Regions from separate parts of the Mus musculus genome. Here region 2 is linked to region 1. The links are chromatin loops, found by intact Hi-C in ENCODE. Cell type or tissue: left cerebral cortex. All regions are shown on one strand. Links, peaks and the distances in the headings refer to the core of each region. The heading gives the core; the rest is flanking DNA. Region 1 holds the start of Oip5os1 (Opa interacting protein 5, opposite strand 1). Region 2 holds the start of H3f3c (H3 histone, family 3C).

Evidence for each region. A loop is a pair of places that touch in the nucleus more often than their neighbours do. Peaks named below come from ENCODE experiments on the same cell type or tissue, not always from the same donor. Only the 100,000 strongest peaks of a DNase experiment are listed, where the experiment ranks them.
Region 2: it touches region 1 in a loop (2.0-fold over the local background); 4 of 42 quality-filtered maps call a loop at or near these places.

Annotation. Positions count from the first base shown.
Region 1 is chr2:119,583,478-119,599,152 of GRCm38, forward strand. Chp1 (calcineurin-like EF hand protein 1) reads left to right here. Exons shown (of 7, transcript NM_019769.3): 6 at 1,053-1,175; 7 at 1,630-3,547. The coding sequence ends at 1,683. It overlaps Oip5os1 (Opa interacting protein 5, opposite strand 1), which reads left to right and starts at 10,819. Exons shown (of 3, transcript NR_027832.1): 1 at 10,819-10,957; 2 at 12,782-12,865. In left cerebral cortex, for the core only: a CTCF peak has its summit at 7,944; a DNase peak (open chromatin) is centred at 7,951.
Region 2 is chr2:119,660,024-119,675,698 of GRCm38, forward strand. It overlaps H3f3c (H3 histone, family 3C), which reads right to left and starts at 6,129. Exons shown (of 1, transcript NM_001370931.1): 1 at 5,093-6,129. The coding sequence starts at 6,013. The coding sequence ends at 5,603. It overlaps Ndufaf1 (NADH:ubiquinone oxidoreductase complex assembly factor 1), which reads right to left and starts at 2,811. Exons shown (of 5, transcript NM_027175.4): 1 at 2,586-2,811; 2 at 1-636. The coding sequence starts at 560. It overlaps Rtf1 (RTF1, Paf1/RNA polymerase II complex component), which reads left to right and starts at 15,045. Exons shown (of 18, transcript NM_030112.2): 1 at 15,045-15,257. The coding sequence starts at 15,045. In left cerebral cortex, for the core only: a CTCF peak has its summit at 5,924 (motif pointing right); no DNase peak of the experiment used is centred there.

The sequences.
Region 1 (15,675 bases), core at 6,417-8,916:
CTGTTCTTCCAGAGGTCCTGAGTTCATTTTCCAACAACCACATGCTAGCTCATAGTCATTTATAATGAGATCTGGTGCCTCTTCTGCCCTGTAGGCCTATGTGCAGACAGAATACTGTATACATAATAGATAAATCTTTAAAAAAAAATTGCAGACAGTTGTGAGTACTGCTGATAATCAAACCCTAGTCCGCCAGAAGAGCAGCCAGTGCTCTTAACCCCCGGTGGCAGCTTCTGGGTTTTAAGAACTAACTAATTGCAGTGTGAGGGAGTGTATATAATTAGTAGCAGCTACTTGAAAAGCTGAGGAAGATTGTTGGCATCTAAGCATTCAAAGCCAGCCTGAACAATGTAGCAAAGCAGTCTAAAAACAGTCCTTCTTGCCCCCTAAAAAACAGTCCTCCTTGCCCCCACCCCAAAAACAGACTTAGTAAGAAACAAAATACACTGCTGTGGAGGATGTAAGGGAATGGAGGTGAAAGAAGGCCTGTGAGCCTTAGGCTAGAGGACAGTGAAGTTACATAAGGTACCAAGTTTGTGTATGTGTGGTACTGGGGCCTTTGTTTGCTAGGTGAGCATTCTGCCACTGAACTATATCCTAGATAACCCCACCATTAAAAAGAGTGCTTCACTAAGTTCACCCAAACTAGACTCAGCTTGTAATTCTCTCACGTCAGCTTCCTGAGCAGTCTTCAAAGAGATTTGTGTGAGCTGTAACCTATAAATAAAGGCTTAGTGCCCCTTCTCACAGAGAGCTGCTTTGTATTAGGTTTCAGAACAACCCACCATGATGTAGCAGGACACCTAGGGACAGGTTGTACCTCACAGCCCCATCATGCCTGTCGTCTAAGCAGAAAGAGTCTGGACTGTTGATATGGAGAAGACATTGGGTAGAGTGACTTTGCCAGAGATCTGTTCATTTCCTTTTGAAGAATTGCCTAGATAATAAGCTAAGAATCTCAGTTCTCTAGCTGGTGAACGTGAAGCAGTCGAAGGAAAGGGGAAGTGAGGTGGCTTTGTCGCCAGCCCCCTTCAAGGCTCTTGGTCTTGTAGGTACTGCGAATGATGGTTGGAGTGAATATCTCGGATGAGCAGCTGGGCAGTATTGCGGACAGGACCATCCAGGAGGCTGACCAAGATGGAGATAGTGCCATATCTTTTACAGAATTCGTTAAGGTCTGTCCTTTTGACTTTTTCCTCTTAATCCTTTTTTATTAGCACATTGATTATATATAATGGGTTTCCTTACAACATTCTCATACATGTATATATTTTCATCATCTTCACTCTGTTCCCTCCCACTTGCTGGTTCTCTTATATTTCTAACTCGTCTGACTCTTTCTGTTCATGGCTTTTAGGAGGGGGTGAAGATAAGAGTTTACATTGGTGGTGTTTGCAGGAGCATGAGGGACATATGAGTGGCTACACTACTGAAGGAAATGTCTTTCCCCACAACCATTAGCTCCCGGTGGGTCCTCAGTGATGCTGTGCCCTTATGCGACTCTTCCCTCTATCTTTTGGTTTTATGTTAAATCTACTGCATAGGAGGAGAAGGTTGCCAATTATTTAGAAAGGTTCTCAGAATGGTCATAATCTTAATGATAAATCGCTTTTGTTTTTTCAACCCCAGGTTTTGGAAAAAGTGGATGTAGAACAGAAGATGAGCATCCGATTTCTTCACTAAAGGGCAGAGACCAAATTATTCTTGCTTTCTAGTATTTAAGAACTGAAACTTGTGTCCTCCAGCCCCACCCCATCCTGTCATCCCCTTTTCCCAGAATACTACAGCTCTTGCATGACAACCTGAAGTCTCTCCTGTCCATACAAACTTGCCTTTGGTGTATAAACAGGGCGTTACAGAATGGTACCCTCTGTCTGCTTCTGTTCAGTATCCACCCACCAGGTCCTTAGTTGTCAGTACCATCTTCCCCTGTTAGCTGCTGAGTGCCATGCATCCATCCTGTCTGGGGAAATGAACCAGCCAGCAAAGCTCCCACTGGATGGGGACTATATCCATGCTGCCTTCCATCCCTGCATCGAGCCTCCACCATGTTTCTGTGACCTTGTGTCCTTTTGTCCTTGTGTCTGTTACTTCCTACCTCTCAGTCATCCAACCTTCTCTCCATTCAGTTTTTCAGCTGCCCTCCTGTCGTTGAGATTCCCTGCATTTTACTTGATTCTGGGCTCTGGGCTCTGCTGTTAAGCCTGTTTCTGATGTGGCAGGATAGTTAGTGGTGTGGTGAGTTATAGCTACCTTCTAATGTGTCTCTGGGACGTTGCCTATCCAGGAGCTTTTCAGCAAGCAGTACTGCTCTTGGAAGCATGTGACTCCCTTGGTCCCCTGTATTGCTCTGTTGTCGAAGGGCTTATGAGCAGACATGTTCTTAAAAGGTGGTCATGGTGAGGCTTGTAGAGCCATGTTTCCTAGGTGGCTTCCCAGGTCTCTCTACCTCTGACTTTTTATTTTCAAACATATTTATGTGGCTTTTCTGGGTACAGTGTTGACATTCATTAGAAAATATTCTAATGCCTGCCAGTTTGCTTCTCTTTGGAACATTGTCACCACCCAAGTGGCTCTTCTGACAATGTGGTAGAGGGCCTTCTTGTAGTTTTCTGAACAAGGCTAGGCACCCTGGAGAGCTGGCCACATTTGCTCTACAGCATGGGTCATGCCTCAGTGTTCTGTACACTGGAAGAGTCTTCACATTTCCAAACAGAAAGACTAGTGTTACAGAAGTGCCTGACTTATCTCAGTCCTAAAGAATTAGATTGTCCTCAGTGTCTTAAAGTTTCGCACAAAACTCTGAATGAATTTTATACTTGGCAAATTTTAATGCTGGACGATGTGCAGTCAGTTCATAGTCCTGGTCCAGGCCTTTAGTGTATTGTCTCATGAGCCTCCTGATGGCGTGACCTTCCTAGCTCCCTGTGTATACTACGCAGATCCCATAGAAGCATGGGGCCAAGGATTGGTGGCACCAACTGAGGTGACATTTAGAGGTCTTTGAGTGACCCAGCTCAACTTCTCTGCCAATGTCAGCTTGATTTAGATCTCACTGAATCAGGCTGCTTCTGTCCTGTGTCCCTGTGAATCTGCTCTTGGCTGGCTTTCTCTGATGTCGCTTCCTTGCTTGCTTGCTTCGTTGCTTTGGAAGGCTATCCAAGGTGTGTAAACAATTCTTTAGTAAATAAATTGCTATTAACCCAAACAAACAAAAACACTGCAAAGAGGATGGGTAAAGGTGAGCAACAGGGGAATGGCTGGGATAGATGGCTGGGGCTACATGAACTGGGGATTCTTTACGAAATATCTGTTAGACTTTGTGATCAAATGATGTGATAAAAGAATTGTATAAAGGGAATAATTGTCTGATACTGATCTGTTTGAGAAGTATTGAGAAGCTTCTCAATTTAAATATTTAAACTTTCTAAGCTTATGCCCCCTTGGCTGTGTATAGCAAACTGTTTTTATCCACAGTTGTGCCTTATTGTCCCATTAAAGTTGTATTCCTCAATTCATCAATAAATCAATTGTTGTTAAAACAAAAGAACTTGGTTGAGTTTTACCCGGTGTTTTGTAACAATTTTATGTAACTCAAGTGTCCTAAGTTTGAAATAATGTAGTGTCTCCCTTGCTCAGATTCATGCTTATAATATCAGTTGCAGGTATATGTCACTGCTGCCTGGACCTGTGATATACATTCATCTAGGGGTTCAGTTTGCCAAGAGGTACAGTGTTTCAGCTCTGGCCTCTTCGTATGAATTCTAAGGAAGATCTAATATATTTTCTGTCCTTTTTTTTTTGTGATATAGAGTCTTATCTGCCTAACTGGCTTGGAATTTGCCATATAGATCAGGCCAGCTTCAAAATTGCAACAATCCTTCCACGTTAGCTTTCCAAGTGCTATGCTTACAAATGTGGACTCAAATACCTCCACGGGAGGTGGAGACATAAGGGTCAGGGGCTCAAGCTTGCTACATGCTGAGTTTGAAGCCAGCCTGGACTCCCTGCAGAAGCTGCTCTGACAGAGGACCAGGGTTGGCTTCTCAGCTGGTGAACAACTGCTTTAGAACTGCTCCTTAATTCCAGTGTCACGGGATCTGGCGCCCTCTTCAGGCCTCTGATGGCATGAGACATACACACATGCACCAGGCAAAACATTCACTATTCATACACATAAAATGCCATTTTTAAAAATGGAAACAGTCCAACATTATATACATTCTACTATCGAGCAACAAATCTCAGTTCACTCCCTCTACAGATCTTACAACACATCTAAAAAAGGGCTTAAAGTCCATTGTGGTGGAGTTAGTTGGTGATTCTAGCACTTAGAAGACAGAGACAGGAGACTCAGGAATTCAAGGCCATTCTCCAAGTTTGAGGCTAGTTTATTCTACAGGAGACCCTGTTTCAAAAACTGGGGTTTGAAATTGGCTTAGCAGTTAACATACTGCTTTTACAGAGAGGATCAGAGTTCTGTTCTCAGCATACATACTGATTGGCTCATGATGGCTGGCTCCAGTTCAAGAGGAATCCAGTGTTCTGGCCTCTGCTCACATGAACACTCAGATTAACACTCTTTACACACACACAAACCTGTGCAATTAAAAATAAAGTCTAAATCCAGGAGTGGTGGTGCACGCTTTTAACCCCAGCACTTGGGAGGCAGAGGCAGGTGGATTTCTGAGTTCAAGGCCAGCCTGGTTTACAGAGTGAGTTCCAGGACAGCCAGGGCTACACAGAGAAACCCTGTCTTGAAAAAACAAAAATAAAATAAAAAAATAAATAGATAAAGTCTAAAAAATTTCAAGATTAGCCAGGCAATGGGGCATACCTTTAATCCCAGCATTCAGGAGGCAGAGGTAGGAAGATCTCTGAATTTGAGGCCAGCCTGATCTTCAGAGTAAGTTCAGGACAGCCAGGGCTACACAGAGAAACCCTGCCTTGGAAAAACAAAAAAACATTCAAGGTCTAAATTGGGTTGGTGCTTATAGGCAATAATTCCAATGAAAATCTACATTTTCCTGGAGATACTAAAAAAAGAAATTTAATGTTATTTTATATTATTCAGACTGAATCATACCTGAATTGGGCTCTGTGATTCCTGTCTGATTTTTTGTATGACCTTGAAATCAGAAATTTTGTTGGTACAAAAGCTTCTGAGAGTGTGCACTGTGTGTGTGTGTGTGTGTGTGTGTGTGTGTGTATGTGTGTGTGTGCCCTTGTGTCAGGATGCTGGATTCCATATGTATGTACATACGTACATATGTATGGTTTTATTTATTTCTCAAGACAGAAGTTTCTCTGCATAGCCCTAGCTGTGTTGGAACTTACTCTATAGATCAGACTGTCCTCAAACTCAGACATCCCCTGCCTCAGACCCCCTACTGCTGGGATTAAAGGCATCTGCTACCATCAGCTACCTAGATAGCTTGTTTCCTCTCTTTCTCCTTCCTTCTTCCTTCCTTCCCTTCTCTTCCTTCCTTCCTTCCTTCCTTCCTTCCTTCCTTTCTTCCTTCCTTCCTTCTTCTTTCTCCTTCCTTCCTTCTCTCTCTCTCTTTCTTTCTTTCTTTCTTTCTTTCTTTCTTTCTTTCTTTCTTTCTTTCTTTCTTTCTTTCTTCCTTCCTTCCTTCCTTCCTTCCTTCCTTTCTTTCCTTCTTTCCTTTCTCTCTTTCTTTCTCTTTCTTTCTTTCTTTCTTTCTTTCTTTCTTTCTTTCTTTCTTTCTTTCTTTCTTTCTTTCTTTCTTTCTTCCTTCCTTCCTTCCTTCCTTCCTTCCTTCCTTCTCCCTCCCCTCCCCCTCCCCTTCTCCTTCTTCCCCTTCCCCCTTCTTTCCCTTACCCTCCTTCCCTTTCCCCTTTCCCTTCCTCTTTCTTTCTTTCTTTCTTTCTTTCTTTCTTTCTTTCTTTCTTTCTTTCTTTCTTTCCTCTTCTTTCTTTCTTTCTTTCTTTCTTTCTCCTTTCCTCTTTCTTTCCTTTCTCTCTCTCTTTCTTTCTTTCTTTCTTTCTTTCTTTGCTTTCTCTCTCTCTCTCTTTCTCTTTCTTTCTTTCTTAATCAAAGTCTCATTGTGTACTCATTGAGTTGGCATGGAACTCAAGATATAGAACAAGCTAGCCATGAACTCAGAACCTGCCTCTGCCTCTGCCTCTGGAGTGAAGGTGTGTGCCACTGATCCTGGCTGTGGTGCTCAGTTTCTTGAGGGAAAGAGTTCTCTTCTCTGCCAACAGTGAAAGAACAAATTTCTAGCTGCTATCAAAATATGTCTTGTAGGATGTCATTTAGAAGAATGGCCATGGGAACTCTCATTATTTGAACTAATTTTCTCAAAATTGAATTGATTTCAAAGAATAAGTGTGCTGTTTGAAGTGTTTCGTGTGCTGCATTTTTGGTGGCGTGGGAGCTGAAGCAGCCTGTTATGGGGATTTGCAGAGATGACTGTTCTATGAATGCATTTGTACCCTGTCACCTCTGTAATCACCAAGAAGTCAGAAGTGGAGAAGAAGGGTGCTGTGCCCATCTTAGCTCCTACTCTCAGGAGTAGGGGCTTCCAGGGAATGAAGAAAGTGCAGACAGGATGATATACATGAACATGTACACTAAAGCTATGATAAGGTAGGGTTCTGCCATGGCTATCTCTGCAACCTGGAACCTTGGTGTGTTGGGACAGCACAGCCACAACCTGGCTTCTGAAGGAGGCCTCTGTAATCAGCAATTTCAGATTTAAAGACCATAAACATCTGGGAGGAGGAAGCCCATGGACACTTGTTTTCAGGTTCAAGGGCAAAGGGGCAGAGAGAATTGAGGTAGAATTGAGGAAGGAAGGAGAAAGAAGAAGGAAGGAAGGAAGAAAGGAAGGAAGGAAGGAAGGAAGGAAGGAAGAGAAGGGAAGGAAGGAAGAAGGAAGGAGAAAGAGAGGAAATGAAATGGTTTGAGATGCTGTGGGAAGCAATTTGATGAGTACTGAGAAGCTGATGAAGAACTGAATATGTTACATCAGTCTTTCGCATATTGCAAGGCCTATTTATTTGATCTTTCTAAAGATTAATTTGCTTTATATGTACTAGTGTTTCCTATGTGTATGTATATACAATATGCACTGTATGCATGTTTGGTGCCAGTGGAGGTCAGAAGAATGTTGGATCTCCTGGACATTGAGTCATGGATGGTTGTGAACTACTATATGGGTGCTAGGAACTGAACCCAGGTCCTCTGTAAGAGCAGCAAGTGTTCATAACCTCTGAGCTATCTCTCCAGCCCTGTAGAAACCATCAGACTGTTACCGCAAGAAAACCTTCTGATGTTAATCTTGTGTCCTAGTTCAATTAACAGTTGATGTGGTGCTAAGCACCTATCAGATCTTATTTGGGGAAGGAAATGGCTTATTTCAACTTACAGGTTTCACCCCATCATCGAGAGAAGTCAGAGCAGGAACTTAAACAGAGACCACAGAGAACACTGCTTGGCTTCTCTTGCCATCTTGCTTTCTTACACAGCACAGATCCACCCATCCAGTCAAGACACCATACACAATGAGCCGGGCCCTCCCACATCAGTCATTAATAAAGGTAATGTCCCTACAGACATGTGCACAAGCCAACCTGATGGAGGCAATTCTTCACTCGAGGTTACCTCATCCCAGGTAACTCTAGATGTGTCAAGTTGACAGAACTAACCAGCGCATTTCAAAATTAATTTTAAAATAGAAAATAAATAGGGCTGAGGACACAGCTTGGTAGATAGAATGCTTGCTTAACATGCAGAGTTCTAGGTTCCAGACCCAACACTGTATGAAGCCAGGTATGCTGGCACACGTCTCAGCATGGGAGATGAAGGCAGGGGCATCAGCACTTCATGATCGTCTTTTAAAATTTATTTCTTTTTATGTGTGTGAGTGAGTGCCTGCATGTACATTTGTCTACCATGTGCATGCAATGTCTGTGGTGGCCAGAAGAGGCTCCTGTCCTCTGGAACAGTAGTTCCAGATGGTTTTGAGCCAGCACTTAGCTGCTGGGAAATGAGATGTCCTCTGTAAGAACAGACAGTACGCTTAACCATTGAGTCATCTCTAGCCCTTCCAGGTTGGCTTTGCTACAGAAGATCCAGTCTTCAAAAAAAGTGATTAAACAAAAGTAGGTATGTATCAGATCAATGGCCTGGACACAGTGTTACTGATATTATTTGTAAGGTTAAAATGAAAGAAAATCAGTTGGATTATAGTTGAATACCATATACAAAAAAATGTAGAAAACCAGAGTTAACAGTACTGGGGAAATCAATTTCAAGATTTACTTACAGCCTGGCGGTGGTGGCACATGTCTTTAAGCCTAGCACTTGGAAGGAAGAGGCAGGCAGATCTCTGTGAGTTGGAGGCCAGCCTGGTCTACAATGCAAGTTCTAAGACAGTTAGGGCTACACAGAGAAACTCTTTTTTTTTTTTCTTTAAGATTTATTTATTTATTTTATGTATACAAGTACACTATCCCTGTCTTCAGACACACCAGAAGAGGGCATTGAGTCCCATTACAGATGTTTGTGAGTCACAATGTGATTGCTGGGAATTGAACTCAGGACCTCTGAAAGAGCAGTCAGTGCTCTTAACCACCAAGCCATCTCTCCAGCTTGAGAAACCCTGTCTTAAAAAAACAAAACAAAAAAGTTATACTTAGTACAGTGCTACAATAATTAAGACTGTGTGGTATTCTTCAGCCTCAATTTTGGGTGTGGGGTGATGAGGGGACATGGTTTGTTTATATGGTCTCAGCTATTCTGGAATGCCACTCTGTTGACCAGGATGGCCTCAAACTCATAGAAATCTGCTTGCCTCTGCCTCCTGAGTGCTGGTTTAAAGGTGTGCACCACCACTACCCCAGCCCCAATTCTTAAAAGTAAAAATTTTCAAGAAAAATAAAAACTATAAACTTAACCAAATGAGTTGGGATTGAGGTGGCCAAGGTGGGAGGATTGCTAGAAGCTTGAAGTACGTGCTAGAGATGGCCCAGCAGTTAGAGTCCTTCTTGCTCATGTAGGGACCCACCCAGGCATGAGTCTTAGCCCTGCCATGGTGACTCACAATGATCCCTGACTCCAGATCCTTGGGATCTGATACCTCCTCAGGCACTAAGCAAGTGTGTGGTACATGTACATGCATAATCACAGGCAAAATAATTTACATAAATTTAATCTAAAAATATATCAAATCAAAATACATGAAAAAAATGGATATGGGTGTATTAAACAGATATAGCTCTGATAAGTGCTTGTCTAATATGCATGCAGTCTGAGTTTTCACTACATGTGAGCACACACACATACACCTCAGGCAGGAGAATTCCTCACCTATACCCCATATAAATAGGAAAGACATAGCACCATGGTTTGATGGTAACAGCCCTGCAGTGTCACCTGAACCCCTGCTTAAGTGAGTTGAGGAGGGACAAGACTGTTTCTGCTGGTTCTTTGGGCAGCCCTTCGGCTTAGCCCAGGCCTCATTGCTTGATATCGCTCCTTTGGATTACTGTTGTCTGTGCATCTGTCTGTCCCTACTCAGTCCTGCACCTCACCATATTCCTCCGTTGACACTCACCTGGACCCCTCAGCTAGCTTCAATACTCTGTGTCTTTCTAAATGAGTTCATCAATATCTAACTGTGGTGACTTTTCCCATTTATATCAGCTCTGTCTGGATGTAGTAAAACCTCACTGAACACAGAGGTTTGTGTAATCCTTTGCAGGCCTTCTGTAGTCTAAGTATATACAGATATACAGTGTGCCTATTCATACACAGAGACATACGGTGCAGTGATGTGTGATCTGATAGTAGCTAACACTCAAAGAACCTGTCTTTGGATGGAGGACATTGTTGCTCACTTGAGATTCAGGACATAACCAGTGTGGTAATTCTGTTACATTGCAATTTGAGGCCAGCCTGGGATACACAAGGTCTCTGTCACCAGCCCAGCTATAAAGGGAAATCAAGGCTGATGGCCAGTTGCAGCCAATAAATCAATGTAGCTTGTGAATTTATTATTATTCAATAGGTTCTAACATTCTAATAATAATAACGAATAATGTAATTATTATTATTATTATTATTTTATTAGCCAATAGATTCAATAGACAACTGTGTTTTGTCTTTGTATGGCATAGCATCCTTATCACAGAGGGAAGCATAGAAATTTGGATTTAATAAATGGCCTAGTGATAACCCCGTCATTTAGGAAGCACTGCTTATCCAGAAGAACGTGTGTCATCACCTGGAAGAGTCACACTATTGCCTTCACTACCTCTCCTGGAAATACCGCTAAAGGATCTCTAAATCCTACAACTGGAACAAACAACAAATGCAGTTTAACATTTTCTCAGGCAGCGGGCAGGCCCTTTTAAGGTGAGGAAAACTACGCTACTGTATTGACCTTTAAACAGCAGGCAACATTCTCTCAAGTGGGTCAAAGTCAGAAGAACTGACACCATGAAATTGTTCCTCTGGGTGTAGTGTTAGTCCGGGTATAAAAATCCTTTAGCCAAGAGAGGAATTACTAGTAACAGTATATTTTTACAGTAACGATAATTTAAAATAGTCATTTGGCCTTGTAGTGCTATCTTACTAAAAAGTGAGACTGCCTCCGTGCGGAATGTTTTTCCTCAAGTGAATTACAACAACCCTTTTCCTCCTTAACTTCAACTGGAGCACTAAGCTCCAACAACAAAAAATAGAACCAGAGAGAGGGATTGATTGAAGTACTTCCCAGCCAATCCGCGATGGAAAAAGAGCGCGCGAGCAAGGTGCTGTCCAATCATCACTCGGAGGCGGGGCGGAGCCTTTCGCGCCTCCGCCCCTGGGTTGGCGGACAGGGGAAGGAGCGAAGATGGCGGAGTGAGGCGTGCCCCGGGCAGCTGGCCTGCGGGCCCGGGGCAGGCCTCCCGTGAGAAGCGGAGTACTTGTGCTGGACCGTGTGAGGTGAGCTGAGAAGTCCGTCTGTCTATCGGGAGACGAGCAGCCGGTGGGGCGGCACAACTCGGGACGGGGTAGCGGCGAGCCTAATGAGGGAGCCGGCGAGGCCTGGGCCTGACAGGGCTTTGCATTCGCAGCCGCGTCCGGTCGGCTCCGCCGCCTCCGGGTATGTGGCCGCGTCCTTCCCTTACCAGCGCTCCACGCCCTTCCTTGCGCCCTTCGCTTTGGCCGCTGCGTGCTTTGCCCTGGTTCTCTGAGTTGCACGTACGCCGGCCGTATCGGGAAGCCGCTGTGTGCACCTCCCTTTTATTTTTCTAAGACTATCTCTGTATTGTTTGACCCTTTACCGAAGGCGTCACCGGTTGAGGTTGACAGGCCTGTTGCAGCTCTGGGCATTTTGTGTCCCTGGCGCGTTGACCTTGAGATTTGCTGTAAGAGGCTCCCTCTGGTATTTTCATTTGAGTATGTGTATTACAGATAGACTCTTGCAGCCTTTACCTCATACTCGCCCCTGCCAAACTTTTATGACCGTAGTAAGCAGCTTTGTCCTTGGACGTCCTGATAATGCCCTTATGGCGCATTAGTTTCGGCAAACGGGTCTCAGTGGAATTCACCTATGTTGATTTCTTACCCAGGATCAAGGGAAACGGCTTACGATGCTTTTCTTTTCGTTTTTTTAGAACTATAGTTCTGGAAGTACTGCTGGAATCTCATTTGTGTAGTTGGTGTACACTGGTGACAGTGTAGTACTAACAAGATATTTATATTTGATTCTTATTTAATTTTATCTCTTTGTAATTGGGAGCCCCCTTACTTTTATTGGTATTCAGCTAAATTCTCGGAAAGTCTTTGCTTCTGAATTCTGGATCGGGGAGACATTTGCTGCGTGTGTTGGTGCTCAGGGCCAGAAATTTACATCTATCAAAACCTTGTTTCAGAAATAAACTGGCATATTAGTGAGAGCCAGTTCAAATGGAAAAATCATAATGTGAGTGAATGTTTGTGATAGATTATATGGTTTTTGTTAGCCCTAGACTTAGCAGAGCTGAAGCAGGAAGCACTTGCTTAGGGGGTGAAAAAAAAACCAAAAAACAAAACCCCTCCCCTTTAGCACAAGTAGTTTTTCTTTTTAATATGATCCACAAGTAGAAAAAAATAGGTATGAGCCAGAGGAAGGGAATATAACATCCTTCCTCATCTTAAAAAAGAGAAAGTCGTTTGCTTTCCACTAAAAGACAGCTCTACATTACGGGAGGTTTTCTGCGGAGTTACAGTTTCTCGCCCCTCCAGAGAGACTACAGTATCATATACAGTATCATAAACTCAGAGTTGCATAAAGCTTCAGAACTTCTCCAAAAATGTTATTGTTTAAACACTAATTCCACTAGAGGTGTACAGAAAGTGACATTATGATTATTCCTTTAGAATACTTATGAGAGTGAATTTTTTTAGAATAGATTGGTTGGAATATCTTTGTATACTTAATACCTGTAGTATCAGTAAAGGATATGTAGATCCTTGCTTTGGTTTGAATGAAGATGCCCCCATAGGCTCGTATGTTTGAATACTTGGGCCACAGTAGGTGGAACTTTTTGGAAAGAATTAGGAGGTCTAGGCTTGTTAAAGGTGTGTTTCACTGGCGTCAGGCTTTGAGGGTTCAAAGACTCAGAGCCAGCCCTGCTAGGTCTCCCTCTGCCTCCTGCTTGCTGTTAGAGATGTGAGTGTAAAAAAATGTTTTCTTTTTTTTAAGAATTACCTTGGACATAGTGTTTTATCACAGTGATAAAAAAGAAGCCAAGACACTTATCTTTATGTTCTTTTTATTTTTAGGAACCATATCACACAAGATGAATATTTTCCTGACCTTAGGTGCTTTTATATTCAGCTCAACATTCTGAACTCAGGACTTGGCACGTAAGTAGATAGAGATAATCATCCCAAGTCCTGTTGTAGCGGCTTGAAAGGCTCCATAGAAGCGACATACTAAACTGTTAAGAGCAACAGAAGATGAAGATAAAAATGAGTACAAGCCAGCTACCATGGCTCACCTTTATGCCCAGCTCTTGGGACCTGGGGAACTGAGGTGAGGATTGAGAGTTTGAAGCTAATCTGGGCTATTCTGGGTAGCAAGACATTTGTGTTAATAAATAAAACCCACAAGACCTAGTTATTGAGAATTATTATCTATATGTGCACATGTGTATACACACACACACCTGGCTTCTATTTTGTTTTTTAACCAAAGCAGTTACAGTGTGTCAGATGATAAATCACTCAACCAATAACTTTCACTGTGTACAGAAAACATGCAGATTTAATTAAATTGAATATAAACTGATTAAAAAATAAATGTTGCTAAGCATTAACTTTGTGTGCATGCATGAGCATATGTGTTAGAGTGTGCTCTGGAGGCCGGAAGTCGATGCCAGTTGCCTTCCTCATGTGCTCCTCACCTTATTTTGTGAGAAGGTTGTGTTACTAAATCTGGAGCTAACCAGTTTTGGCTAGACTGGCAAATTAGTCAGCCCTGCCATCTGCTGCTTGCCAGCACAGGGCTTATGTGCAATCGTTGTTGAAGCTTTTTAACATTAGGAACTGGGATGCAAACTTATTTGAACACCAAGCACTCTATGTTTGGTGCATGCAAGGAGATGGCCCCCATAGACTCAGAGAGAGTGACACTATTGGAGGTGTCGCCTTGTTGGAGGACGTGAGTCATTGTGGAGGCCAGTTCTGAGGTTTCCTGTGCTCCATCGAGGCCTAGATGACAGTCTCCTACTGCTGCCTGTGGATCCAGATGTAGAAGTCTCGACTTCTTCTCCAGCACCATGTCTGCCATGCTTCTTTTCATGACAATAATGGACAACCTCTGAACTATGTAATCCGGCCAACCCCAGTTAATATTTTCCTTTATAAGTGTTGCCATGGTCATGGTGTCTCTTCACAGCATAGAAACGCTAAGACAAGCCAGGCGTGGTGGTCCACGCCTTTAATCCCAGCACTTGGGAGGCAGAGGCAGGCAGATTTCTGAGTTCGAGGCCAGCCTGATCTACAGGGTGAGTTCCAGGACAGCCAGGGCAACACAGAGAAACCCTGTCTCGAAAAAAACCAAAAAAAAAAAAAAAAAAATCGAAGAAAAAAAGAAATGTTAAGACAGTAAGCCATATTCTCAGCTCTCACTTCAGTTCTGTTATTTTTATTTTGATAAAGGATCAAAACCAGGACCTCAGTGGAGAGAGGCAGGCGGATCTCTGTGAGTTGAAAGCCAGTCTGCTTCATATTTAGAGTTGGAGAGGACTATCCAGTGAGACACTGTCTCAAAAAACAAAGCAACCTCTCCTCAAAAACAAAACAAAAATCCAAGAAAATAAACCTTAGGATGTTGCATGCTGGGCATCATCAGCCCCAGTTTTCAGTTGTTTGTTTTATATAATATTTATATGTTTTATGCATTTGAATGTTTTGCCTGTGTGTATGTATACCACATGTATGCCTGGTGCCCATGGAAATCAGAAGAGAGTGTTGGAACCACAGAAGGCTGTGAGATGTCATGTGGGTGCCAAGAACTGAACCTGGCTCCCTGCAATAGCAACCAGTGCTCTTAACCACTGAGGCTTCTCTCCAGGTCCTACTGTGGGTTTTGTTGGCTAGTTGGTGAGTTGTATTATGATGGAGTCTCTCTGTGTTAGCCAGCGTAGCCTTGAATTCCCAGTTCTACTTCAGCCTTTCAATTACTGCCATTAGAAGCATATGTCTACATACTCAGTTTTGATTACTAAAAATATTTGTATTTTAATTATTAATTTGTTTTCCTTTCCTTAATGTAGTAGCAGGAGTGAAACCCAGGGTTTCATAAAATGTTGGACAGATAAACAGCATTGTATATGCTTTCTTTTTAGTTTTAAGATATATTTATTTTATTTTAATTAATTATCTTTTTTTTTCTTTTTGAAACATAGTTTCACTCTGTACCCTAAGCTGTCCTGAGATCAAGGTCTCTACCTCTTAACACCTCTCAAGTTGCTAGGATTACATATATGATCAATATCTGTTTGTTTGGAATTTTGTTATTGTTGTTATATCTTTGAGATGGGGATTTTACTCCTTAATTATGTTTGCAACTTTATATTGATCAGGCTGGTCTTGAACTCACAGAGATCCCTCTGCCTCTGCCTTTGTCTCCCAAGTGCTAGAATTAAAAGCAAGTGCCACCGTTCCCTTCTGCACCTGTCCTTTCCTAAGTGACAAGCACCTATCAGCACCAAGTTTCACGGCCTTTGTATTACTTTCCCTAGGCTTTATATAACTACCCATACCCTGTGGTGCTGGGGACCACACCCAGCACCTTGCACATGCTAGGACCACCGAGGTACATCTCCATCAAACTGTATGGTTTACAACAAATTTGTTGTCTCGGAGTTCTAAAGGTTGGTGCCCCAAATGAAGGCAGCCTTGGGGTCATCCTCAATCATTTCCCAGGCCTCTGAAGGGCGTTGACTTGTAGCACATAGCTATGTTCACACTGATTTCTGTCTGTTCTCCCTACCCCATACCTTTTGTGGGTCTGTTTTTATTCTTTAATATGTGTTCTCAATATGTTGTCCAGAGAGTTTTTTATAAGCTACATTTATTCCTTTATGTGTGTGTGTTTGTATGTACTCATCTACACATATATAGAGAAGGAGGCTTCTCTTTTTCTAGTCCTAGGATTATATAGGCATATG
Region 2 (15,675 bases), core at 4,880-7,379, 75 kb after region 1:
GCACAGTATCCACTTTGTCTACTGTCCCCATCCTGAGGAGGCTCAGAGCTCAGAGTTCCATAAAGCAGGGCACTTCGGTTGTTCTTGCTCATTTTCAAGAATATTTCACTTCTACCTCCAATTGTCTTATCAGAAGTCACTATCCACTTATCCAAATCTTCTTTTTCACGAAACTGCCAGACAACCCTGGCTTGTTCCATTATGACCTCTTGTAATGGGCGGCCGTCTGGGCCTCTCAAATGAGCCACAATTTCATCCTTCAAACGTCTAAAATGTTCTATTGCTTCATCTCTAATTGCTTTATCAAAACTAACTTCAGGTGTCCTGTCAGGAGAAGGTGCATCCAAAGCAACTTCTTTGTGGTCATGTCCTTGTAAGCCCTCTTCAGTCTTTCCCTGCTGGGAGGCTCTGTCAACAGAAGTCACTTTTTTCTGAAGACTACTGGAAGAATAGTCTACACAGTGACTACCCACAAATGGAGGTAATGCAGCCCTTGGCCTCAGGAAATTTTTATGAATGTAAATGCCAGTCAGTAATTTGTGAATGGAAGACATTGCCATCGTAAGAAAAAAGTATTAAAATGTAAAAATTTGCCCGGGCTGAGAAAACAAGCTTCAACAATAAGCCCAATTCCACCTATAACAAAAGAAACACCAATTATCAGCAGAGCAATGAATAAATATATTACAAGTTCAAACTCAACATAGACCATGAATTATGACATTCATATTTTTCCCCAATTTACTCAACAGTGGCTTTATCAGAAGCAGAGTATTAATTGCAAAAAAAAAAAAAAAAGGTAAAGCCGGGCAGTGGTGGCTCAGGCCTTTAATCCCAGCACTTGGGAGGCAGAGGCAGGCAGATTTCTGAGTTCGAGGCCAGCCTGGTCTACAGAGTGAGTTCCAGGACAGCCAGGGCTACACAGAGAAACCCTGCCTTGAAAAACCAAAAAAGAGGGCTGGTGAGATGGCTCAGTGGATAAGAGCACCCAACTGCTCTTCTGAAGGTCCGGAGTTCAAATCCCAGCAATCACACGGTGGCTCACAACCATCTGTAACGAGATCTGACACCTCTTCTGGAGTATCTGAAGACAGCTACCGTGTACTTACATATAATAAATAATAAATATTAAAAAAAAAGAAAAAAGAAAAACCAAAAAAGAAAAGTACCAATATAGTGAAATTTGGTGACACATGCCTGTAACCCTAGCACTTGGAAGACAAAGGCAGGACAATCAGGAGTTTAAAGTCATCTTCAGCTACATAGCGAGTTCAAGGCCACTTGGCCTACAAGAGACCTGTCACTAAACAAAACTGCCATGATGAGAAATGCAGCCTTAGCTTCACAGAGCTGATGATCGACCCCAAATAATTCACGTGTGCCACAAGCTACCTTGAGAGGCTGTGTCAACTTTAAAGCAGATTTTCCTTGTGTTTTTAAAAATTATTTATTTTACCATAAAATATATTTATCATATATTTTACCCGCTGAGCCATCTCTCCAGCCCCCCCACCCCCCCACTGAAAGTATCTTAATGGTTGACTATTCAATGTTGTACGTCCAGGTCCCAGTATGAAGCTCAGTATCCTGAAAACTTATTATTTGTTGAACCAACAGCTTCATAATCCTTTATCTCTGTCACAAGCGTGAGGGTTTACATGCCTATATAATTCCCTCTAACAAGGGGCTTCTTAAACTTTATAGTCCCTTTAAATCATCTGGCAGTTTTGATAAAATGGGCTTCTAATAAAGTAGACACAGGCCTTGAATCAAAGTCTCCTTCCTCAACCTAAGTGTTAAGATTACAGACATTTGTTACCATGCCCAAATATATGCTGTACTTTTTCTTCTTTTTGATAAGGGTCCCATTTGACACAGGTTGGTCTTGAACTCCTGATCCTCCTGCCTCGACTCCCAGGTGATGGCCCATCAGCTCATGGAGAACACTTTTTAAATATCAAAGTCCCGGTAAGATTTGGGTGCACCCTACAAAACCCAGCACTTGGGAAGTAGGGAAACAAGGATCAGGAATTTAAGGTCATCTTCTGAAATGTAGAAAGTTCAAGGGTAAGGTGGACATTATGTGACCCCTTTTCGAAGAAAAAAAAGAAAGCAAAATTATAAAAAGACAAAAAATTTTGATAAGGAAAAGGACTTAAATAAGTAAGAAGGTAAAATGGTGGGATTATAAATAACATTATTTAACCCTGTTTTCCAAACATTCAGACGTCTTATTACTTTTCTAACAATACTACAACTTCGTGTTTTGTTTAATAATTTCTTACAAGAAACTCGGTCAAACTCAGTAACCGGGTGACGTCGGTCCGAAGCTAACTGTGAGTTTTTAATAAGATATTCACACCGCTCCTAGCAGTATGACTGTACTACTGAGTACAGAAACGACTGTTCAACCTAGGGCTTCCCATGTGCCAGCAACTATTCTCCGTGTGTTTTTACTGACTTCTCACGATAATCCTGACCCTGAGACAGGTACTTCTAGTATTATTCCAATTACAAAGACTAAAAAAAAGGAGATTCCACAATTAAATAATTATTCGAGGTCACACACCAGAGACCAAACTCACTCTGAAGACCAGGCGTTCACCTCTCGGCAGGCGCGGGGTTGGTCACGTCCCAGCCTCCTGAAGCTAGGCGCTCCCGAGGAGTGGCAGCCCCTCGACCCTCACCTCACCCGCCAGGACTCTTCCCGACCTCCTCGTCCCTGCAGTTCCCACCTATGAGAAGGTTCCGCTCACCTTCTCAGACCCCACATTCGGCTTCCCCCGAATAGTCCTTCTACTTTTCTCGCCCGGTTCGCCACGCTTCCGGTTGTGGTCCCGCTACTTTTCCTGTCCGACATCAAACTAGGTGTACAGTAAACAAGAGCTTCAGATAGTTCAAGAGTAACGGAAAGTATCCTAAAGCGTAAGACAACCGGAGGCTTCAGGTCCTCAAAATTCCCCAGCGGGGTCGCTTTCTGAAATGTCCTGTCATTTGTGAGCCAGCTCTTCGCTCAGCTTCTTGTACCCCGCCCCCGTATGTAAATACCAATCCTCTTTTAAACAGGATCTCTGCACTGCTATCGCCTCTTCACTTCTAGATGCCTGGCCGCTTGGGCCTCTTCTTCCCTGTAGTCCCTTGAGAACTGTCTGCTGCGTGACTTTAGAAAGCCACTTAACTGCCTTTGGAGAGCCACTGTACACCTAGATAGCTATCAATCCTGGCTTTCCTCAGTCGTGCCCCTATGTAATCCACACAACAGAGCTTGTGCACACTTCGATTAAAATGTTTTCCAACTTGGGGTTCACAACCTGTGTCCCAAGTCAGCCCCAATCACCCATCCTCAGTAGGCCAGTTAAAAGAGCCAAATTAAGAAGTAAAAGTAAGCCTGACATGGTAGTCCATACCTTTATTCCAGCTCTGGGGAAGCAGGGGTATTTGTATCTCTGGGAGTTCCAGGCCATAATTTCCTGGTAGCTATCTAAGTATAGGTATATAGGTATAAAGGTGTGTGTGTGTGTGTGTATGTGTGTGTGTGAGAGAGAGGGCGGGGGGGAGCACCACAGTCCCTCTAATCACGTTCAACTTTCATCCCATAGAAAGGTTGAGGCCCCTCACTCTTCCAATAAAACAGTCTCAGCCTTTTGAGTCTGTCTCTTCGCCTAATTTTTCTTATAAGAACTGTGAAAATCTGTTTCCCAGAGACAATTTGGGGGGTTGGTTGGTTGGTTGGTTTTTGCTTTTTCCTTTTCCTACTTAAGATTCCTTGGGAAGCTCCCATTTCTTTGAGGTTCGTTATTGAAATAATCTGATAGATTGAGAGACACAAAATGTCTCTTTAGAGTATCTTTATTTTTGTTAGGCTGGTTCCTGCACATATGTAAGTGCAACATGTGTACTTTGTTCCCTCGGGGGCCTGAAGGTATCAGAACCTATGAACTTAAAATTGTAGGCACCATGTGAATGCGGAGAACCAAACCCTGAAAGTGTTCTTAATCACGGACCCATCTTTCGAACCCTCATCAGCTGCTTTTTACCTCTACTTGGTGAAGCAGAAAATCAACTTGGGGCTTTGTTGTGGATTCTTGAGAAAAATAGGACCTTTAGTACGTTTCTCTCATCCGTATGCATCGGGTTTTGCTTTCCTGTTTATCTTTGGACTCTTTTGAGCAATTTGGGGTTCTTTTCAATCATTGGTGCAGTTTCTGTTCAGGATTGGTTTTGTTGTTCGGCTTTGTTTGTTGAACAATGTTATCATATTATTGCTAAATAGAGGAACTGTGACCATTGCAGTGGAGAGAGAACTCAATGGTTTAGAGAACCTAACCTTAACTCAGTTAGGTACTACAGAGACAGGGAGATGCAACTCTGCTATTCCTTCGGTGGTAGGCGTCAAGGAGACATGGTTAAGTAGCCTATGTCTTGGGCTTGCTTTTCCCCTGCTGTAACCTGTGTGAAAGGAGCCTGCCAACTCTAGGAAGGAATATGGCTTATTGAGGATGGGTGGCTGGACATGTCTCAGGGCACAAGTTGTGACCCAGAAATTTTAAAAACCTAATATCATTGTATTTTAATTTTTAGGATTGATTGCTTAGGGGAATCATAGAGTGTGTTCAAAAGCTTGAACTCAGGTTATAAGGATTGATGGTAGAGTACCTCCCCCTGCCGCAGCAGTCCTAATGGCTCTGAGTACAGAGGTACGCTTCGCTTATCCTCAAGGAGACCCATGTCTCAGAAGTTTCTCCATTTGTTTGCCTGCTGTGCTTCATGAAAGTTAGCTGACCACTGAAGTCTTTTATAGATTACATGCTATAATCTATACAAGATTACAAGTTAGCTTGAAATACTTAGGGTTTTTTTTTTTGGTTTGTTTTTTTTTTGTTGTTTTTTTTTGTTTTTTTTTTTGTTTTGTTTTGTTTTGTTTTGTTTTGAGACAGGATTTCTCTGTATAGCTCTGGCTGTCCTGGGACTCACTTTGTAGACCAGGCTGGCCTTGAACTCAGAATTCCACCTGCCTCTGCCTCCTGAGTGCTGGGATTAATGGCGTGTGTCACCATGCCCAGCTTGAAATGCTCTTCTTCTTCTTTTTTTAATAGTTTAATGTATTTTAATAGCAAACTTACAGGAACAGCACACAAGACTGACAACATTAAAAACATGTACTTGTATGTAGGACAACTCAGTTAGAAAAGTATAGTGAATGGATGGAATCTACTGTGTGATAAAAATGCTACAAACACCATTTAGTTGCTGTCAATAAGAAATTTACTTATTTTTAAAAAATCCAAATGCTGGCATTGTCCAGAAAATTTTAACAGGTTTATTTATAATTGTTATAAAGTTGAACTCTTGAAATGTGTTCACTGAAACATTTTGCTTCCATTAATGCTTTACATCTTGCATTTATATTAAAAATTCACACACAAATGAACATGGAGAAACGCCAATACCTGATTCTGTCCCCTATGTTTCCACTCGCAATCATATACTTAGGTACCTTTGACCCCATGGAAAAAATATCTAATATTCAGAACTACTGATAACAGGAAGAAGAGGAAAAAAATTTTTTTGAGAATGAAATGTTTCCCCTCATAGTGGACTCTTAAGCACGTTCTCCGCGTATGCGGCGTGCTAGCTGGATATCTTTTGGCATAATTGTTACACGTTTGGCATGGATAGCACACAGATTGGTATCTTCAAAAAGGCCAACCAGATAGGCCTCACTTGCCTCCTGCAAAGCACCAATAGCTGCACTCTGGAAGCGCAGATCTGTTTTGAAGTCCTGAGCAATTTCTCGCACCAGACGCTGAAAGGGGAGCTTGCGGATCAGAAGTTCAGTGGACTTCTGATAGCGTCTGATTTCACGGAGTGCCACAGTGCCAGGCCTGTAACGATGAGGTTTCTTCACCCCTCCAGTAGAGGGCGCACTCTTGCGAGTGGCTTTTGTAGCCAGTTGTTTCCTGGGTGCTTTACCACCGGTGGATTTGCGGGCAGTCTGCTTTGTAAGAGCCATGGTATGGACACCTCCTTACTTACCCCCCCTTCTCCTTCGGCTGGAGCTCGGCAAGGGAGAGGCGGCGCTGGCGTTGGAGAGCGGCGGCGGCGCGGCGAAGGCTGCGAACACAATTCTGAAATGCTCTTCTTAAAGATATCCTTATACCAAATCCCAAGGTCCTAACTGGAGTAACACTTGCTAGAAATATTGACCACAACAAAATCCAGACACAAGTCACTTGAGTCAACAAATAAACATTGATCATTTATGCCACAGCACCTCCAGTAGGATCTGTGTGACAAGTTCTACAGACTGAGGTGACTGACCTCAAAAGGGGAGGCCTCCTGGAACTGGTTGTGGAACTCTTCATCGGAAAAAAATTATTGAGCCATAGTTCCCATGACAATCTATCTGTTTTGTTTTCTCTCATTCCTTGTCTTATTTACATGTTCCTGGTAGCCTAGACCAAGATCTTAAGCAAGAGTAATGAATAAGAAACCATCCTTTGAGATGGGGACACTAACATGACTTTATACCCGGGGAAACCAATGATTTACTTTCATTTACAAAATTATTATGATAGATAAAAACTTCCCCAATGCCAGGCATGGTGGCACACACCTTTAATCCCAGCACTTGGGAGGCAGTGGTAGGTGGATTTCTCAGTTTGAGGCCAGCCTGGTCTACAAAGTGAGTCCAGGACAGCCAGAGCTATACAGAGAAACCCTGTCTTGACACACACCCCCAACCCCCCGGCCAAAAAAAAAAAAAAAAAAGACCAACAGCCAGGCAGTAGTGGAGCATGCCTTTCCTCCCAGCACTTGGGAGGCAGACGCAGGCGGATTTTGGAGTTCGAAGCCAGACTGGACTACAGAATGAGTTCCAGGATAGCCAGGGCTGTATAGAGAACCCCTGGATGTACCTTGTGCTGTAGCTGTAATTGGTAATGTGTAAGAGTCACCCAAGTGATACTGGTTTGAACACATGAAGGGGTCATAAATAGCAGCTGAGGCTTGGCACTGTGAGAGGCCATGAAAGGCCAATGGTAAAGGTGCAGCCTCAGTTGCAGTTCTGAACTGAAGGGTTCATGCAAAGGATTTGAGGCTTGGCAACATGAAGAGAGTCTATGAGAGGCTATTGGTGAAGCCTATCTTCAGCAGAAGATCCAGTGTATTAGAGATTCCAGTACCGTGATCACCAAGAACTGCAGTGGCAGTGGAGTGAATCAACCTGAGCTTAGAGTGCTACAGAGGCAGAGCTGGAGAAGTGATGCCCTTTGAAGGAACCCAGAAGATCATGTGTGGATCCCAGACATTGAAAAAGAAGCTATAACATTGAAGGTGCTTTGGAGACTCAAAGATATTTGAGATGCCAGAGTCATGGACTTCCTGTTGAGGAAAGTTGATGACAGGGAGTGGAACCAACCCAGCTGAAAGAAGTTTGTTGCAATTACCAAAGATGAAAAAGGAGTTGGGGGTGGAGAGATGGCTCAGTGGTTAAGAGCACTGATTGCTCTTTCAGAGGTCCTGAGTTCAATTTCCAGCAACCACATGGTGGCTCATAACCATTGTAATGGGAATTGGATGCCCTCTCCTGGTGTGTCCGAAGACAGCAACAGTGTACTCATATACATGAAATAAATAAATATAAAAGAAAGAAAAAAGAAAAGAAAAGGAGTTGGAGACCTGAAGACGATGCAGAATTTGGACTTTGCCAAGCTGAAGACTTCCTGTCTTGCTTTGGAGATTACAGATGAGTGATTGTATGAATCTCAGAAGAGACTTTGGACCTTTTAAAATGGTTTTTCGAGACAGGGTTTCTCTGTATAGCTCTGGCTGTCCTGGAACTCACTTTGTAGACCAGGCTGGTCTTGAACTCAGAAATCCACCTGCTTCTGCCTCCCGAGTGCTGGGATTAAAGGCATGTGCCACCATGCCTGGCGACTTTGGACTTTTAACATTGTTGAGATTGCTATAGATTATGGAGACTTTTGAAGTTGAACTAAATGTATTTTGCATTATACTATATTTAGGTATGGTCCTCAAAGACTCATATGTTTAAACAAGCCTATGTGGGCCAGTGAGTATAATGTGATGGTTTGTATATGCTCAGTCCAGAGAGTGGCACTATTAGAAGGTGTGGCCCTGTTGGAGTAGGTGTGGCCTTGTTGGAGTAGCTGTGTCACTGTGGGTGTGGGTTTTAAGACCCTTATCCTAGTTGCCTGGAAGCCAGTATTCTGCTAGCACCCTTCAGATGAAGATGTAGAACTCTCAGCTCCACCTGCACCATACCTAAATGCTGCCATGTTCCCACCTTGATGATAATGGACTGCACCTCTGAACCTGTAAACCAGCCCCAATTAAATGTTGTTCTATAAGAGTTGCCTTGTTCATGGTGTCTGTTCACAGCAGTAAGACCCTAACTAAGACAGTGGACTAAAGAGAAAGCTTCAGTCCACCTTAGAGACTCTGTCTCTAGAAGGACTCTGTGGTGGTTTGAATACATTTGGCCCCATACATTTATATGTTTCAATGCTTGGACATATGAATTGGCACTATTAGGAGGTATGGCCTTAAAGGGAGTGTGTCACTGTGTTGGAGGGCTTTGAGGCCTCCCAGTCTCAAACTCTGCCTGATTGTGGAATCAGAGCCATTTTTTAGTTGTTTTTTTTTTTTAAGTTTTATTTATTATTATATCTAGGTACACTGTAGCTGTCTTCAGACACACAAGAAGAGGGCGTCAGATCTCATTACAGGTGGTTGTGAGCCACCATGTGGTTGCTGGGATTTGAACTCACGATCTTCGGAAGAGCAGTCAGTGCTCTTTATTGCTGAGCCATCTCTCCAGCCCCTTGTTTTGGTTTTTCAAGGCAGGGTTTTTCTGTATAGCCCTGACTGTCCTGGAACTCACTCTGAGACTGGCCTTGAATTCAGAAATCTCCTGCCTCTGCCTCCCAAGTGCTGGGATTAAAGGCATGTGCCACCACTGCCCGCCCTAAAAGTTTTGATTTATAAGAGTTGTTTTGTGTTTGCAGCCTTCACCATGCCGCCACTGCTCTCTAACACCAGAGCCGCCTCTGGCTTGCTGTGCTCCAGCCAAAGGAGAAGGGGGTTGGGGGTAAGTAAGGAGGTGTCCATACCATGGCTCTTACAAAGCAGACTGCTTGCAAATCCACTGGTGGTAACGCACCCAGGAAACAACTGGCTACAAAAGCCTCTCAGAAGAATGCGCCCTCTACTGGAGGAGTGAAGAAACCTCATCGTTACAGGCCTGATACCTTGGCACTTGCTATCAAAGTCCACTGAACTTCTGATTTGCAAGATTCCCTTTCAGCGTCTGGTGTGAGAAATTGCTCAGGACTTCAAAACAGATCTGCGCTTCCAGAGTGCAGCTATTGGTGCTTTGCAGGAGGCAAGTGGTTGGCCTTTTTGAAGATACCAATCTGTGTGCTATCCATGCCAAATGTGTAACAATTATGCCAAAAGATATCCAGCTAGCACGCCGCATACGCGGAGAACGTGCTTAAGAGTCCACTATGAGGGGAAACATTTCATTCTCAAAAAAATTTTTTCCCTCTTTTCCGGTTATCAGTAGTTCTGAATGTTAGATATTTTTTCCATGGGGTCAAAGATATCAAAGTATATGCTTGCAAGTAGAAACATAGGGGACAGAATCAGGTATTGGCAGTTTCTCCACGTTCATTTGTGTGTGAATTTTTAATATAAATGCAAGATGTAAAGCATTAATGGAAGCAAAATGTTTCAGTGAACACATTTCAACAGTTCAACATTATAACAATTATAAATAAACCTGTTAAAATTTTCTGGACATGCCAGTATTTGGATTTTTAAAAAATAAGTAAATTTCTTATTGACAGCAACTAAATGGTGTTTGTAGCATTTTTATCACACAGTAGATTCCATCTGTTCACTATACTTTTCTAACTGAATTGTCCTACATACAAGTACATGTTTTAATGTTGTCAGTCTTGTGTGCTGTTCCTGTAAGTTTCCTATTAAAATACATTAAACTAAAAAAAAAAGTTGCTTTGTTCATGGTATCCCTTCACAGCAATGAAACCTTAACTAAGACAGACCCTGTCCCAGAGATGTTTTTGTTTTGTGGTCTATCACAATGCCTCACTGGCTCTAGTTGTCATACAACTTGTTAGGTAAATAAATCAGCCTGGTCTTGAACTCACAGTGATCTTCCCACTCTAGGATTACAGTGATGTATCACTACACCCAGTCTTCACACTGAAAAATCAGAAGACAGCTTAGTGGTACAGTTCTTACCTAACTTGCACGAGATCCTAGTTTCACATTCCAGTACCACACACACACACAAAAAAAACCAATATCAGGACACAGACATTTTCTTTCTGTCTCTCAGTGTCTCCTTCTCTCTGTATTTTTGTGCTTTTTTAAATTTTAATTTGTTTGTTTAAATTGAGACAGAGTCTCTCTATATAGCCCTCTATAGTGAATCTTGAAACTTACTATATAGACCAGGCTGCTGTAGAACTCAGAAATCTGCCTGCCTCTGCCTCCCAAGTGCTTTTCTTAAAAGACAGTTTCCTCTCCAGGTTGAATCCCCAGCCCCAGAGCAGGGGGCAGGAGGCTGGCTTCTCTGCCCTTCTCTTTGGTCTCATGTTATTGTCCATAACTTATGAATGATAAATTTCCATCTTAGACCACAAGGATGAAAACAAACACTAACAAATCAGTGAGAAGTGAAAGGAGTTTGGGGATTTAAGAACTTGTTGGATCAGAGCAGGTGCACCAGTCTGAGATCCCTGTATGGCAGCCATATTTGTAATCCTATCACTGAGGAGATTGGAGGAGGAATAAAAGCATGAATTTCAGGCCAACTTGGGCTACACAATGAGATCCTGCCTCACATAGGAGATGAGAAAAGAGAATCTCAGTTGCCCTATATTGTACAGGTCTGGACTTTCTCATGAAAACCCTTTTCTACAACTCACGACTCAACTACACTGGGATTGTCATCTGCAAAATAATGCTAATCCTAAATAGCATATCCCAGTTTGTGCCACAACTTTGCTAACTTTAAATCAGGAATGTTTTTTGTTTCATTTGTTTGTTTTTGTACGTGATAGGCAAGAACACTAGCACTGAACTATATACTCAGTCCATTTTACACATTGTATCTAGTTACTTTGCAGTGTGTGCATACACACAGGAGTGTGCAGGTTCTGGAGATCAAGGTCAGGAGTCTTGTATCACACTCCACCTTATCACAGTAATTTTGGTAAAATTGACTTGCCAAAGAACCCCTTGGATTTACCTGTTTTTGCTAATGTCTAACACTGGAGTTAGACATTAGCCTGAGCCCATCTTTCTTCCTGACTGCTGTTAGGGAATATTCTACTGAAATATAAGACTTATCAACCTCCCGGGGATACTGCTGTTTGCAGATTTGCTACTACACTGGTTTTTTAAGCATGGAAAGGACAGCAGAATGGCTCAGTGAGTACAGGCAACTGTTCCCAAGCCTAATTCCTGTGACCTCTGATGGTAGAAAGAGAGAACTCATTCCTGAAAGTTGTATTCTTACCCAAGCTATAAGGAAATGTGTTGGAATGAGCTATAGCACTCTAGTATTTCTTTTAGGTACTCTCGAGTGTAATCATTGGGTGGGTTTTCTTCTTTATGTTGCCTATTAATATCAACTTCCCACACACATTTCTCTGAGCTTGTAATCCTTATCTCATCTGTTTTATCTCTGGCCTTAAAAATTGTAATTGTTGTGGAGTTTTCCATGCCAAACCCTTTTAACAAAACAAAAATGACCATCTTGTTTATTTTCAATTAAAAAAATGCAATGGTAAAAACAGGGCTGGGATATAGCTCAGTCATACAGTACTTTTCCTAGCAAAGCCCTCACCAGGAGTGGTGACAAGCCTATAATCTAAGCTCAAGTAGAAGAGGCAGGAGAACAAGAAGTTAAATGTTGGGGCTGGCAAGATGGCTCAGCAAGTAAGACTGCTCTTCTGAAATGTCCTGAGTTCAAATCCCAGCAATCACATGGTGGCTCACAACCACCTGTAATGAGATCTGACACCCTCTACTGGTGCGTCTGAAGTTGGCTACATCGAGCAGACACACACACACACACACACACACACACACACATACTCCTTTTGACCTCTGGAATAGTCTTAAATAAAAACAGTTTTTCACTTTGTTTCTGGTACTCAGTATGAAGATCAGGCTACCTTAAACTCATTGTCTACCTGCTCCCTAAGCCACCATGCCTGAAGTGTTCATTTAAAATTGTGTGTGTGTGTGTGTGTGTGTGTGTGTGTGTGTGTGTATACATGTGTGCCAGAGCTCCTATTTGGAGTTAAGAAAACAACTTTGGGAATCAATTCTCTTCTTCCACTTTGGATGGGATCTAGGGATCAAATTCATATCAGGTTTTCATGGCAAACACCTTTACTCAAGGAGTCATCCTGCTGGTCCTTATTTGGTTTCCAGTAGGTTGTTTGTTCTTTGAGATAGGGTTTCATCTAGCCAAGGATGGTCTTGAAGTTACTATATAGCTGAGGCTGACCTGGAACTCCTGATCTTTCTGCCTCCACTTCCTAAGTGCTAGGATTATCAGTCTGCATCACTTTGCCTGGCTATCCCCAAAGTGCAACAATTATAAGTGACATGTACACAGTGTTGGCTTTTTCAGAAAGTACTCTGGATACCCTTTTATGTAGTGACTCATTTAAAATTTCTAAGAACTCAAAGACTGAGAGGCAGAGGAGCACACTCAATTATCCTCATTTTGCTGATTGGAAACTTTCAACAAGCATTTTGGAAAGCATTCAAGAAGGGATTGAGAGAGAACAGTTATTTCACCAATGTAGACATTGGTTGTTTTTTATAAGGAGTAACTTGTCCATGAATTCTTTGAGGATCCTCTGGAGATGGTTTAATAATCAACAGATTTTACGCAAAGGTAATCTTTAAAGTTCATTGAATATATTATAGCTTTCTTTTCAACAATCCTGTGGTAGATGATACATTTAAAAGGTCCTTACCAGAGGCATCAGACTTAAGGGTGCCTAGAAACTCAGGAGTTTCTGTGGTCCTTTTAGATAATCTTGGCCATGGACTTCATGTGAGAATTTGCTGGGGAGCAGATGTCTAGTATTTTCTGTTAGGTAAAACTCTTCTGGAGTAAAATGGTACCTGGGTCTTATTTAGTTTGTTTCCATCAATGTAATTCTAAACATCTCTTCAAGTAGCTAATAGCAGAGAGTGTTTTCTCTCTATGGATGGTATTATATTAGGTATACATATATATTATATATACACACATTACACACAAATGACTGGGTTTTGCTATGTAGTCTAAGCGACTGTTAATATGTTATTCTTCTGCCTCAGACTGATGAGTTCTTCTGGGGCTGTTACTATTTTGAGGCATGAACATTTGTTATTGCTTTTTTTTTTTCCTTTGGTTTTCTGAGACAAGGTTTCTCTGTGTAGCCCTGGCTGTCTTGGAACTCACTCTGTAGACCAGCTGGCTTTGCCTCCCAAGTGCTGGGATTACAGGCATGTGCCACCACTACCCGGCTATTGTTGCTTTTAATGATGAATATTAAACCTAGAGCCTTACATATGCTTGTAAGCACTACTACTGAGCTATATCCAATACTTTATTTCTTCTTATTCCTCCTCCTCCTTCACCTTCTTCTTCCTCCTCTTGCATTTCAAGACAGGATTTCTACGTACAACAGCTCTTGCTGTTCTGAAACTTGATTTGTAGACAGGCTGGCCTGGAATGCAGAGATCTGCCCACCTCTGCCTTTCAAGTCCTGAGATTAAAGGCATGGGCCACCATTGCCTGGTATTTATTTATATATTGATTGATCGACTAAGACAGGGTCTTAGCCTTGGACTCATTATGCAGACTTAGGCAGGCCTTGAACTTGTGTTCCTTATGTTCTTCCTGTCTTAACCTTCCAAGTATCTAAAAATATGGGTTTATAATTACCACACCTGGCAAGGGATGTGATGTGTACTGTAGTTGAGCTGAGAAAAATAACTTAGAGAGTCAAAGTGGGATAGTAAGAAAGCAAGACCTCATCAACTTAGTCGAGAAAGATTTGAATTCTAAAGTTGTCTATCAGAATGAGTGAACCAGTGCGTTCTAAGACTTGAGAACAACTTCAAATTGTAACTGTTAATACTCCCTAATATAAACCCTGCTGCACATAAATAATATATAAAAATGCATTCCCAGCGTTGACCTTTTTGTCAGATGACTTCAAATTCAACGACATAAAACATTTCCTATACAGCCCTCTTCCCTTCCAAACCTCTGTCATATTTTCTTGACAAAGCTCACACTCATCTTCCTAAATCAGAATCTGAAACCTCTGCCTCCTCTGCGCCCCAACTAGCAAATAATTCAGAACCCATCTATTTCTCTATTCTCATTCTCTTCCAGTGTTGAAGTCACTGTCGTTCCTTACCAAAGACCCAGGACACTCAAGCGAGTTTGAAACTACTTAGCATAGCTCATTAAATTACTGCTTTCTTCCCGGGCCACCTCTCTGCTCATCCCACACCCCGACACCTGGTCCTTCCCTACAATGAATCTGAGTTCTCCGATTATCGCTGGAATAGTCTTCCCTAGTTTTTGGGTCGCATTTAGGCTGTCACTAATAACAGCCCAGGCAGGCGGACTCTGGCTCCTCCACCCAAGCTCTCAGCAATTTCCAGGGGCTGTCGACTATGCGGGTGGTCCCTGAGGCCGCATTCCAGGGCTGGAGATGGATGAGTTTCCTCAGAGTGGACCCTGGTCCGGAGGCTCAAATTCGCTTCAAGTAGGGAACTCCTGGGCAGCCTACAACTCCAACACTGCAGAAGCTTCCGGACAGCTAGATCAGGGAGCGTTGGTCCGGAACCCTCGGGCGCGTGGCTCCGCCCCTCGCGCTGCGTCGGAGGTGGGGCGGGGCGGGGCGCCAGGCGCCGGCGAACGGCGTGCGCCAGGCGGGGGGCGGGGCTAGGGGCGGAGCGGAGCGCGCATGCGCGGTCGCCTTTGTGTGGGTCGAGCGGCGGCGGTGGCGGCGGCGGTGGCGGCGGCGGCAGTGGCGGTCCCACTGGCAGGCGGGCAAGAGGGGAGTCAGGGCGGCGTCCGGCGTGGAAGCCGGGGGACCACCATGGTAAAGAAGCGGAAAGGCCGTGTCGTGATCGACTCGGATACGGAAGACAGCGGCAGTGACGAGAACCTGGATCAGGTGAGGGCAGGCCGCGGAGGCGCGGGCCGGCAGAGCGGGAGGGCTCAGTCCTGGCCACGGGAGCTGGGAGTCGCCCGGCCCGAGCGCCCGGCCAGCCTGGTGTCCGTCCCGCTACTGTAGTCCCTTCCTGTCTCCCCGCTGAATCTTAGGCCCTTGGAGCCCGGGCCAGGCCTGGAGACAGAGCCCCGAGGACTTGGCGCCTTGGGCCGGGAGGCGGGGCAGGGAATTGGGCTGATGGGCCTCGGGGTTTGGGGTACTGAAGGGGGCCGCTGTCTGCTTGGGCCGGATCGGGACGTCATGACTGCAGGCAGGGAGATTCGGGCTGGGCGAGATAGGAAGTATCGCCCGCCAACCCCAATGGCTGAGAGATTTTGGAGGAGGTGCAAGGGTGAGCATGGGGCGGTGGGAGGGAAAATTT